Linked DNA regions of Homo sapiens: region 2 is linked to region 1. Evidence: chromatin contacts called from ENCODE Hi-C or POLR2A ChIA-PET data. All regions are on one chromosome and are shown on one strand. Each heading gives the region's core, a stretch centred on a gene start or an enhancer-like site at or near the end of the contact. The rest is flanking DNA. Distances are from core to core; before and after follow the strand shown.

Region 1 (6,240 bases), core at 1,004-3,503:
GCACTCTTGTGGGGCTAAACATTTAAACTGTGTGTAATTTCTTTTCTTTTATGAGACAGGGTCTGGATTCATTGCCCAGGCTGGAGTGCAGTGGAGCGATCTGGGCCCACTGAAACCTCCGCCTCCAGGCCTCAAGTGATCCTTCCACCTTAGCTTCCCAAGTAGCTGGGACTACAGGCGCGCACCACTACACTTGGCTAATTTTTGTATTTTTTTGAAAGAGATAGGGTTTTGTCATGTTGTCCAGGCTGGTCTCAAACTCCTGGGCTCTAATGATCCACCCACCTTGGCCTCTCAAAGTGCTATGATTACAAGTGTGAGCCACTGCACCCGGTCTAACTATATGTAATTTCTGAAATTCCTTGTATCTATTAAAACGAAAAGGAAATACTGTGAACTAGAGTGCAGACAGTGCATTAATTTTCTTAAGATTAAAAAATGTGGCTTCAACAGTCACAAAAGGCCACATATTGTACGATTCTATGTATATGAAATGTTTAGAATCAGCCAATCCCTAGAGACAATACGTAGATTAGTGGTTGCCAGGGGCTGGAGGGTTGGGGAAGAGATGGTAGTGGAAGAAACAGAGAGTGACTGCTAATGCGTATGGAGTTTCTTTTGGGGTGGCAAAAATGTGGTAAATTTAGACTATGGTGATGACTACACAACTCTGTGAACACACTAGAAACCATTGCATTGCACACTTAGTATGGGTGAACTCTATGGTATGAAAGTTGTATCTCAATACTCAATAAAGCTGTTCAAGCAGGCTTCAAAGATATTTCCAACTTGTACCAGGGTGCTGCAGGCCCAGCCCACAAGCTCCCAGGGGTATGAGCTCCTTTTCCTTTACCATTCTGGGCAAGATTTGAGAAGCAGTGATAGGAAAGGAATGGAAACTCCAGCCTGGTCCACAAGTCAAGAAAATAGGTACATGCCTGGGGGGCAGGTCAAGACTGTCCCACACTCCTGGTCAGCAGCTGAAACTGAGCCAGCTTAAAGGGGGAGGATGCCAATGGCCTGGGGCCCATGTCAGAGCTGTGGCCAAGAGTGCCAGGGCTAGTATGGCTCCACACAGCTGAACATTGGAGGAAGGGGTGGGCCAGGGGCAATGCAAGTGGTTGGCTCAGTGAAAAAGTGAAGGGACATTCTGGTGACATGTGGGAAGGGACTGGGCTCCCCATATGGATTCTGAGGAAGATAATTATGGAGGTGGGTGGTGGGGGAAAGGGAGCCTCTCCTCCCGCTGTGTTGGAGAGAGGCCCTCAGAGTGCATGTGTCAGATGCTACAGGGTCTATTCCAAAAAGGGGATTCCAAGGGGAGGGCACCTCAACAAGTCCCCTCCCCTCCACCTGAACAAAACCCAACAAAAACACCAGGGGCAGGCAGAAACAGCTTCTGGAATAGGCTGTACACATTGAAAATGGCCATGTAATGGGGTGCTGATCACTCCTGCAACTGCTTCTAGTAAATTCCTCTGCACAGCTCCGTCCCAGCCTCCCTTCCCACCAACTTAGTCAATACAGCTGCCCCACTCTGCTGGACCTCCACACAGAGGCTGGATGTGCCTGGCATCCCGGTGACTTCCACCAGCCTTGTCACAGTCAGGCACACAGCGGCTCTCTGCCAACATCCAGGCAGAAGCCAGGGAGCAGGTAGGGATGGGGAGGGGGAAGGAAGAGTGCAGACCCAGAAGAAAAATAATCAACAAACATGCAATGGCTTCCTGGGGCAAAATGAGCCAGGAAAACGTGGACAATAAATGATGAGATTATCATAGCTTGGGGGACCATACCTCCCAGTATGCCTGGCATAGACCCAGTTTATCCCTATAGACCCAAGTAGATCATTAATAGCAAATAATAATCACTCTCCAAAGTGCTCTGCTTTGAAATATAAATTATATGACCACCCAAGTGAGAGCACTTCAGGCAATTATTGTGAGATACATTCACGAAAAGAAAGAGAAATAAATTCAGCTCAACATATTCATTGATAACCAACTTGCTGAGGGGCCTTGCGCCAAGTGCCACAAGAGAGCCCTGTATTAGTTTTCTATGCTGTGTAACAAATGATCACAAATTTAGTGGCTTAAAACAACACAAGCTTATTTCCTCACACTCTGTGGGTCAGGAGCCCTGGGTCCTCTGCTTAGAGCCTCACAAGGCTGCAATCAAGATGCTGGATGAGCTATGTTTTCATCTGGAGACCTGCCTGGGGGAGAACTTATTTCCACACTCAGTCACATTGTTGGCAGAATTCATTTCCACATGGTTGCAGGCTCTCAGCTAGAGGACACCCTCAGCTCCTAGAAGCCACCAATTTCTTGCCAAGTGGGCTTTCCCAAAATAGCCACTTACTTCATCAAGCAAAAAGAGTCTCCAAAAGGAGTTTGCTAGCAAGATAAGGTATTATATAACATAATAAGGGAAAGGACATTCCCATCACCCCTGTTGTATCCTATTAGTTAGAAGCAGGTCACAGGTCCTGCCACATTCAAAGATAGAGGATTACATAAGAGTGTGAACACCAGGAGTTAGAGATCATGGCCGGGGGATGGCATGAATCTGTCTTCACGTCCTTAGAGAGAAAACATGTCCACAAGTAATTGAAACACAAGGCAAAATGAAATGAATGCTCTACATGAGGAAGCCAATTCTATAGGAGCATCCAGAGGCTTCCTAACCCATCATCCGAGACCAAAGAAGGCAAAAATCACCATTCTCTCTGCACCGATACCACTCACTGAAAGCTAAAGTGCCCTGTGGGTTCCTCCTCTGTGAAATGACTAAACGTTCTCTAAAGTTCTTTTAGACCCAATATCCTATGATGACACCTGGCCCAGTGCAGGTATTCATCAAGCACTTGCTGCCTGAAGGAAGGGATGAAGGGATGAGCAGACACACACATCACACACATTGTGAACCTGTGGGAAGGTTCACAATGCCCAGTTAGTGCTTCTCATCTTCTGTGTCCTACAGTTCCAACCAAGTTTTCCTCTGAATAAAAAAGACTCAAAGGGGAAATATTGGAAAAGCTATTTGATAGTCAGCAATAATGGGTCATACCTACTTCCTGATCTCAGAGCCTTTCTTGTTTGAATGGGCAGTCAAAAAAACACAGTCTGTCTGTTCAGTAAGCCTGAAAGCCCAACTCTGTATGCTTGTGTCTTATTTCGGAGGCCTGCATCTGGGGGTCCGTTTGGGAACATAAGCCATCCACATGGGCCCAAGAACTTCACCCTCCTCAAGTCTTGTTGAGTCTCTGACAGGGTGAGCCAGAGCCAGCCACGGGTGACAAATTATTATTACTGTTTAGACAGGTAAAACATAGACATGATAAACATTTAAAGCCATGTAAATTGTGAGTTTTCCCAGCTCCTCCCTGACCCCTCCAGAGACAAGCAACATCATAGGTTTTGTTGTGTTTCCTTCCATGGATGGTCTATGCATATTTAAGTATATATTTCACATTACATAATGTATTACAGAAAGGGTGGCACGCATTAAATATTGTTCTGCATTGTTTTCCTCCCATTCAATGATATATATTAGAGATTGTTCTACATCAGAACAGAAATACCTGCCTTATTCTTTGTAATGGCTGTATGGTATTCCTTTGTAAGGACGTGTCATAGTGCATTCCATTCATTCTCCAATGATAGGTCATGTCTAATTTTTTCCTAGTACAAATAGTGCTGCAATAACAGCCCTTCCTATTTTTCATCAAGCACATGTGCTTGTATATCTTTAGGAAAAATTGCTAGCAGTGGTACTGCTGGGTTAAAAGGAATGTGCAGTTTTAATTTTGATAGATAGTGTCAAACTGCAAATCTGCCAGTTTTCACCAATGAAGAATTGTGACAGCTCAGCAGCAACACAGGGTGTCTGTCACAGGACATCAAAGCAGTCAGGACAGCATCCAGTCTGCATCTTCTCATTTGACAGACACAGGAGGGGAGAGGCGTTGTGCTAAACTTCTCCTTATGTGAGGGAGAAGTTTACATTCTCCAATTGTCATATTGTCCAGCCTGTGTCCATTTGACAATCATGTCCCTTTGATTGTTTTTATATACATTTATATGTCACAAAGCACCTAATTTAGCATCTGGACAATACCATTAGCTCCACTTAGCACTTACCACACTCCCACCAGACTCAGTGCACGTTTTCACTTTAGTCCTCTAGAAGCCTGTGAGGACGATATTAGCATCCCTTTAGTTCACAAGGAAACTGAGGCTTGAGGAGATAAAATGACTTTACCCAAGATCTCTCGTGCCTAGGAAGTAACAGTCAGGATTCCAACCCCATTTCTCTCCCATGCACTAGCTCCTTCCTGGAAATCGCACTGCCCGTTGCAGGCACTCAGGAAATAGGTGCAGGTCTGAGAGGAGGTTCAAGCCCATCTCAAACAACAGCCCAAGGCAAGTTAAGTGCACAGTTATCAGACAGTAAACCTCTCTCTCCCTTGCCAGGCAGCACTAACATTCATTTCCATTTCTGGCTATTTGCACTCTGTTACCAGATACTCAAACTTAGCAATGGGTGCGTCTCATAACCGAATCATCTCTCTGCAACACCAAGACCATTTAATTTCTGTCATAATGGCCAACATCAGGTGCTATCTGCCACTGAGACAGCACAATTTTATAGAATTAATTGATAAAAATCAGCTTCACTTGGAATCTTTTGTCCTCCAAATTATTCCTGTTAATGACTGAGTAGCTCACACAATTTTATTCCTACTTTCACACAAATTCTTCAATGACCAACTTGCCAATTAAGGCTGATTAGAAAGTATTTGCTGATCAGGAAACTTTGTGAAGTTGGTCCTGAAATAAAGGAATTAACAGGTATTTATACATTTCTCTTAATGTGAAAACTATCAGGTACTATAGATAGAATTGTACCCCCTATGCCAAAAACATTTGGAAAAAAAAAAAACACAATCTCTATTCTCAAAAACATATTATCAGCTAGGTATGAAAATGATATATGTGATGTTCACAAAGATACGAATGAGGATTTTTGTGGTTGTACTATCTAAAATAATTAAAAACTTGAACATAACCTTAATGTTCATCAATAAGTAAATGCATAAATAGAATCTAATAACATATGAAAACAAAATGAATTAAAAAAATGGAATCTAGTACATTCCAACGGAACTGAAGACTGCCATTTAAAAGCTTCAATTTGTAAATTAGATAGAGACATGGAAAAGTTTTGATGAAAGAACAGAATATGAAATAATTTCCATGCCATGGTAACAACTCTGTAAAAATTTATGTAAACATATGGACAAAGGCTTGAATGGAATCAGCCAAAATTACATTAGCTAGGCAAACAAAATTGTCTATGGGTGGTTTATAATTGATTAAATATTGGAGTATTAGATTTATATATTTTAAAGTACAAAATTAGGCCAGGTGTGGTGGTGGATGTCTGTAATCCCAGCACTGTAGGAGGCCAAGGCGGGGGGATTGCTTGAGACCAGCAGTTCAAGACCAGCCTGGGCAACATAGGGAGACCCTATCTCTACGGAAAAAAAAAAAAAAAAATAGCTGGGTGTGGTGGCATCCACCTGCACCTGTGGTCCCAGCTACTTGGGAGGGTGAGGTGAGAGGATTGCTTGAGCCTGGGAAATCGAGGCTGCCCCAATCATGCCACTGCACTCTAGCCTGGGTGACAGAGTGAGACCTTGTCTCCAAAAAAAAAAAAAATTAAATCCTATATTATAAAAGATATGAAATATGAAATATTTAAGTGCTTAAGGGACTCAGAGTTTAAGCAGTAAGTCGAGGTTTTAAAGAAATGTTAAGTCTGGGCTGGGTGCGGTGGCTCACGCCTGTAATCCCAGCACTTTGGGAGGCCGAGGCGGGCAGATCACGAGGTCAGGAGATCAAGACCATCCTGGCTAACACGGTGAAACTCCGTCTTTACTAAAACTACAAAAAATTAGCCGGGCTTGGTGGCGCGTGCCTGTAGTCCCAGCTACTCAGGAGGCTGAGGCAGGAGAATGGTGTGAACCCAGGAGGCGGAGCTTGCAGTGAGCCGAGATCGCGCCTCTGCACTCCAGCCTGGGTGACAGAGAGAGACTCCGTCTCAAAAAAAAAAAAAAAAAAATGTTAAGTCTGATCTCATTCACTTGTTTGTATAAAGACAAATACCAAACATGGCAGACCACATGCTAAAAAAAATCTTTCTCAGGAACAATTTGGGCTGTGAATGGATCACATA
Region 2 (6,497 bases), core at 3,040-5,539, 150 kb before region 1:
TCCACCTGACTGTAAGCTCTTCAATGGTCAGGCTCTGTTCCATTCACTTTCGGGTTCTACACCAGTTCTTGGTGGATAATAACTGCCTAACCATATTGGTGGAGTGGAATTGCAGACTGGAGTCAGGGGAGTGTTTCTGAGTTCCCAGGATGCACCTAAAGTAACAGGAGGAGGAGTGGATGGGTGGATGGATGCTAAGCTTGCCGAAGGGGCAGAGTGGGTAGGGTCAAGGAAAGGGCATCTGATTTTGATGAGTATTATTTAGTTGTGGACTGCAAGAAATTGAAAAGATTTGTCCCTGTCCTCAAGGAGTTCATAATCTTATTGGGGAGAGTAATGCACACATGAGAACAGTATAACCAAATGCCCCAAAGTGTGCTAGAAACAGCAAGTGCCACAAGAATAGGGAAGGAGAGGGCATGCAGAGGTAGAGAGATGGATGTGAATGACCCCAGGGCCACAGTGGTCAGACTCTGCCAGGTCCCCAGGGAGGGTGCAGAGGACGGCCAGGAGCTGGTGCAGAGGGCACCAGCTATTCCGGGAACTGTCCAGAATGACTCTGCAGGAGTGTTCCACAGGCTCAGAGACTCATTTCCCTATGAGGCCCCTGGGGCAGAGTGATTCTGGGCCAGCTGTGGCTGACAGGCCTCAGAGGGGCTGATCTGGTCTTGGGTGGTTCTGGGGGCAAGGAGTAGTCTTAGGTTGGCCCTGGGAGTTTCCGAGCCACTTTAGGGACTTTGTTCTGCTTAAAGTGTATGAATTTCAAGGGGTGACTACTGAAGAAAAGGAAAGGCAATGGTCTTAGTCCAAATATATCCTCCAGTTTTTGATTGAAATCATTTGAGCCTCAAGGGTCTTCCAGCCTGGGGGCAGCTTTCCTGGTTCCACAGGATTGGACCTGCTAATGGTTCAGGCCTCTTCCATGCATTGCAGAGATTCTTTACTAGGAGAGTCCACTGGCTTCTCCTGCAGAGACTTCAAGAGGCTACAGTGCAGCCCAAGTGTGTGTGTGTATGATATATTATATATACATTATATGTTATATGCACATATTTTACACACACACACACACATAATTTTAAAGAATAGCCCAGATGATTCTGGTGCACAGCCCTGTATGAGAACCACAGCCTTCATTTGATATGCATACTTAGCTGTGATTTACTGGCTTTTGTTGCAATGGCAAAGGCTGGAACATTGGGATGTTCTGCCACTTATCTGGGGGGAAAATACTAGCCAGTCCTTGGCACACAGGGAAAATCTCCAGTTTCCCTGGAGTTTAGAACACAACTAAAGGCCTTGCTTTTAGGGCTCCCAAGAGTCACTAAGAGCCACATAGCGGCTTGAAAAATGCCCAGGTCTTCTCAGCATTGACCCAGTCTTGTCAATGCCTGATGAAGGGAGGGCATTTTCCATACCTTCGGTCTGACTCTAGGGTCCCATGAGTGGCAGCAGTGCCTGTGTGAAGGAAGCTGGAAAAAATGGCTCCTTTCAGGACCCAGCAACGAATCATGCTGTTACCCACTATGGGGCTTCTGGGGAAGCAGGTAGCTAGTAGCAGGAACACAGCTTCAGTCCCTACTCAGGACTCGCTCAGGTCCTCACAACTGGTGCTACACTCTGCCCTAATGGGGGTCCATTTGGCTCAGGAGGACTCATCCAGGGCACCCAGGGGTCTCTGCAGGAATTCTCTGCTGCACCTGCTAGGGCAGCATGAAGTAACAGCCTCCTTGTTTCCTTTGAGCAAACATCACATTGGGGAGGGCAGGATGCCCTTTTAATTTTCCTCTCGTAGCTTTGGCTCTGTAAGTAGAACTAAACATGGCCAGCAGGTGGCACCCAGGTCCTGAGCAAAAACTCCTTTAAATGTATCCCCCATCCCCCAAACCCCCTTTCCAGAGCTCAGTTTAGAGCTCAAATTGGGAGCCTCTAAAAGCTGGGCTGGCTGAGGGGCCTGGAGCATTGGGGCTGTTCTAAGATCCTGGACTGAACTAAGCCAGCCTCCGTATCCCCTAAAACCACAGTTTGAACTCACCAAAGAGGTCCAACTTCTGATTGGCTTTTGCATTGGGGGTTGACTTGGGCCTGGACTCACACCAGACCAGCTGCTGGGGGCAGAGGTGTATAAAGTATTTGCCCAAGCATCAGGGTCTAAGTGGACCAGCTGCCTCCAATTACAGCAAAGACATAACCTGCCAGGCGCGGTGGCTCACGCCTGTAATCCCAGCACTTTGGGAGGCCGAGGTGGGCGGATCATGAGGTCAGGAGATCCAGACCATCTTGGCTAACACGGTGAAACCCCGTCTCTACTAAAAATACAAAAAATTAGCCGGGCACAGTGGCGGGCACTTGTAGTCCCAGCTACTCAGGAGGCTGAGGCAGGAGAATGGCGTGAACCCGGGAGGCGGAGCTTGCAGTGAGCCAAGATAGCGCCACTGCACTCCAGCCTGGGCAAAAGAGCGACACTCCATCTTAAAAAAAAAAAAAAAAAAAAAGACATAACCTGACGAAACTCTTAATAATAACACACTTGTTCCCAAGAGCTCCTTCACCTCCCCGGAGAGAATGGTAGGTAGCCACTCGGAGGGGGCAGGCTCTGTCCCAAGAGATGTAGTAGCAGTGTCTTCCAACCCCATCCACATGTTTCTACCATGATCTTTGGCACATGTGACTGTCAGGAGAAACAGACCCTGATTGGATTGTGGCATGTCATCATCCAGGCGGATCCCCATTCGAGGATCAGACCGACAACGTGGCTTTGGGGAAAGCCTGCTCTGAAGGGCCTCGACTCCTGCTATCAGGAATGGAGCCAAGGGAAAGAAAAGTTGAGGAGGTTTAATCTGGTGATTTTGCTGAGTCATTTCCTATACTAGGACTGTAAGGTTCATGGTGCATTCACAGGCAACTGGGAAAGGCAATTACAGCTCTCATTGCGGGAGGGGAAGCTGCTGGTCATTCTGCAGACTGAGGCCTTAAAAATGGTCATCAAGACCAAATCCCACTAACCCATGGTCAGAAGGGTTTCTAGAGACCATCTGCTTCCTTCCCAGGCGATTAGGACTGCACTTAGATCTAGGCACTTATATTCTTAAATCATAAAGATGGCCAATAAGTCTGCACAACTGAAATTTCACATTCTATTATTTAATGACCTTATCACCAGCCTAAATCTAATTTTGGCTTTTTGTTTTTAAATCTGTCTTCCACAAATATGTCTTAAGGGTAATTTAGGGGCCCTCAGTCTTCTCTAATTCTCTAGAGCTCTTTTTACCCCAAGTTTAGCCCTGTTCTGGCTGGTCCCTGGAAGAACCCCCTGCAGTTTCCAGGCCTCCACCCTCTGCCCAGCGTGGCTATGAAAGACACACCAGGTCTACCAGTCCTGAAGGAGGTGGCCAGCATGCCTCCAGCAAGCTCCAGAAAGGTAGTGCTTAAGAACACTAGATCTCCAGGCACATCAGGTGGGTTCAAATCCTAGTTGTACCATGTCCTAGCTGTCTGACTTGACTTTAGGTCTCAGTGTCCTCATCTATAAAGTGAGGACAGTGACAGCTCCCACCTCACAGAACAGTTATGAGGATTAAGTGAGCCATGTGTACACAGTGCTGAGCACAGAGCCTGACATTCAGTATGTATTTGGCAAGTGCTGTCAGCATCGCGGGGACAGACAGTGAGAATCTAAGGGCATTTGTTCGAGGAGTAGGTGCCTGACACACAGCCAGCCTCTGGTCTCAGACCATGGAAATGCCAGTCCAGAAAGGAGACAGACTACAGAACTTTTCTCTGCTGCTTTGCCTTGAGACAGCCACATGGGCTTCCCAAAGCTGGGCTCTGACCACAATCCCTCCCCAGCTCCAGATTTCCCATATAGCCTGCTTTGTAGACGCCATCCTACCGGCCAAGACAACTGGAACAGATGCTGTGGGATCAGAAGAGAGAGAACTCCACAGAGCCAGCCAACACGTTTCCCGTTCCTGAAGTGGGACTATGCCCATTGTCACTGGGCTACCCCTTCCTGCCCAGGCCCGGGGGCTGAAGTCACCTGTTTGGAAAATCTGCAAAATTGCTACCCCTACCCCTGTGAGTCACACATCCAGGTTATTCTGGGCTTGCATGGAGGCAGTATGTGCAGGTGGGGCTGAGGGGTTCTGAGGGGCTGGGGAGCAAGCCAGCGGGTCACAAAGCCCTGGCAGACCTGGCCAATCACCTTCTTCTTATGGCTGAGCAAGGACCTGATTCATTGAGAGGCTCAGCCTCTCAAAGCTGGATTAATCAATGCAGAGACGGGGCAAGTGGAGTATTTGCAGGGTTGGCCTGGAGCCCAGCATGCGCCCCCTCCCACACATCCAGGACAGGGATCTGGACGGCTGTGGGTTCAGGTAGGGACTGAAACTCCTCCAGGATTTTGTTCTCACAACACTTTTAGGTCACAACTCTAAGACCCTGAGCCCTGCTGAAGTTCCAGCCACTGGGATCCTGGACATGTCCTGCTGAATAATGATCTGAACTCTTACTAAGGCTCTCCCCAGGCTGGTTGGGATAATGGTGCCACATCCCTGTAGCTGCTAGCCAGGGAAGGAGTCCTTGGGGTAGGTTCTGGCTAGGTCACCCTATCTGACCATAACTTCGAGGGTTAACGGAAACCCTGCAGTATAGTAAACAAAATTTCTCATCGCTAAAATCAATCCATTTCAGTAGGGTTCATCTAGGTGGGCAGATAGGCAATATTTTCTTTCTAAACGTTCTTTGCTGGAGATCTTTCAGTTCCTCAAACACCTACTTTTTAGGTCAACAAATGTCCATGGAGTCACCCATCAATCCAAGGCTCCCAGCAGAAGGCAGACAGTGTGACTTGGCTACAGGCTTTGCCATTCGCTGCCTGTGAGACACAAGCAAGTAGGCGAAGATATCCAAGCCTCAGTTCTCATGAAGCATCAGAATGATGGTATGATTGAGCATGGGGCTGTTGGAAGGATAATGAGTACCGCTGGCAGGAGCCAAAGGTTCACCATCACGCTGCTTTGGGGGCTGAGCAACCTTTACTGATAGGCAAGATCACTGACATAGACATATCTGACTCAACATCTTCTTTCCTGCACCCTGACCCAATTCCCACAGACCCTCTGATCAGGGTCCTGAGCAGGGAGAGAGTAGGGACAGCCTTGGGTATCCACTCTCTGCTGCCTCAGGCAGAAAGACAGAGCTGTGCTTTTGAAGCTATGTTGCCCATTTCTTCCCTCAATTAGTACTGGCTCAGGGCTCAGTGCACAATAGCTTCTCAGTACCTATATATTTATTGAATGAATGAATGAATGAATGGGAGAGGTTAAACTAGGGTTTGGGGGGTTCAGATGGCAGGTGGACTCAGAAAGTGTGGTTTTCTGCTTTTATTTCTTGTTTGTTGACCCTGAGGAGGTGCCACTGGCTACATGGAGAAGCAAGGAGAGGAGAATGCTAGCTGCACTCCCTGGCTACACGCAAACAGATGCAGCACGAAGCCTTGGGAACCTTGGCAAGGGATTTAAACAGTCTCCCTCTAATGCATATAACATGGTGCTGCTGGATTTCCCAGAACAGGATTTTAAGATGGTTCCGAGAGTGGAACCTGGTAACTCCTGGGAGCACCTCTCTGCTTGGTCTGCTCTGGGGGTGGGCTGCTGGCCCATCTGTGGCTAGCCTCAGGATAGAGGGAAGGGAGCTGCAGCAGCTGCCATGACGTGTTGGGAAGGGAACTGTCATGTTTGCAGCAGCCCTGGTGGGTCTGATGTTTTTTTAATTATCCTTCAAGTTCCAAAAGCACATCCATGTCTCTGGGGACACATAACAAGCCATGTCACTTTATGTTCCTTTGGAACTATGTCTCTTTGGACTGTCTGGCTTATAGTTGTTGTTCAGGGCCAAGTGATGTGTCACCCTTCTCTGAAATGTCTGCATCCTGTGAATTGTTTAGCCTACTTTCCCCTGACCCCAGGCTCAGGCCCCTCTTCTCTGCTCTCACCATACCTTTCACCCCACATCCAGTCCCCTCCCAAAATCCTCCCAGTTTTACTTCTGTGCCCTTTTGAGAGGGCACAGTCATTTATACTTTAAGCTTTCCACCAGAAAGTCGGATGCTGAAGATGTCCAGGACAAACTTAAGTTTCAGTGTTTGTTGAACTCTCTGTGCCCTCTCCAGTAGACTGCCTTTCCTCATGCCCTCAGACTCTACTCTACCTGCCTGTTCTGCAGGACTAACCCCACGTGGAGACAGTCAGCCCCCACCCCAGTGGGGACATGCACTGGAGAGCTTCCAGAAGGCCTGCAGATAGCTTCTCTCCTGCCCTACCATAGTGCCCGAAATTCCCACCAGAAATGCCACTCTTGTGGATTACAGCATCCAGCTCCAGAAAGCCTTTGAGTTGTTACCTCAATTTTGCTTTTGAGGAAATGAAGGATGAGGATTCCAGTGACTTTTCCAAGTTCAAGATCAACCACTGGCAAGATCAGAGCTGAACCTGGCC

Evidence for each region. Hi-C counts contacts between places; a loop is a spot of excess contacts on that map. ChIA-PET counts read pairs that join two places held with the same protein, here RNA polymerase II (POLR2A).
Region 2: a loop to region 1 is called in a map of endothelial cell of hepatic sinusoid, with 2.9 times the contacts of the local background. The contact joins the promoter of MAPRE3-AS1 here to the enhancer-like site in region 1. A Hi-C loop is called at or near these places in 1 of 168 maps with a recorded cell type or tissue (endothelial cell of hepatic sinusoid). POLR2A ChIA-PET finds 5 or more read pairs at or near these places in 3 of 52 experiments (Panc1, WTC11 and activated CD4-positive, alpha-beta T cell).

What each region holds. Positions count from the first base shown.
Region 1 is chr2:26,858,057-26,864,296 of GRCh38, reverse strand. The region is part of intron 1 of DPYSL5 (dihydropyrimidinase like 5); the gene reads right to left. Among named protein-coding and RNA genes, the nearest start is that of DPYSL5, 13 kb to the right of the region's middle. Within about 2 kb of position 2,253, at least 2 of the 41 ENCODE cell types and tissues checked have a DNase peak (open chromatin) inside an H3K27ac peak, as active enhancers do.
Region 2 is chr2:27,012,380-27,018,876 of GRCh38, reverse strand. MAPRE3-AS1 (MAPRE3 antisense RNA 1) reads left to right here and starts at 4,289. Exons shown (of 6, transcript NR_149018.1): 1 at 4,289-4,376. All of the region lies in intron 1 of MAPRE3 (microtubule associated protein RP/EB family member 3), which reads right to left.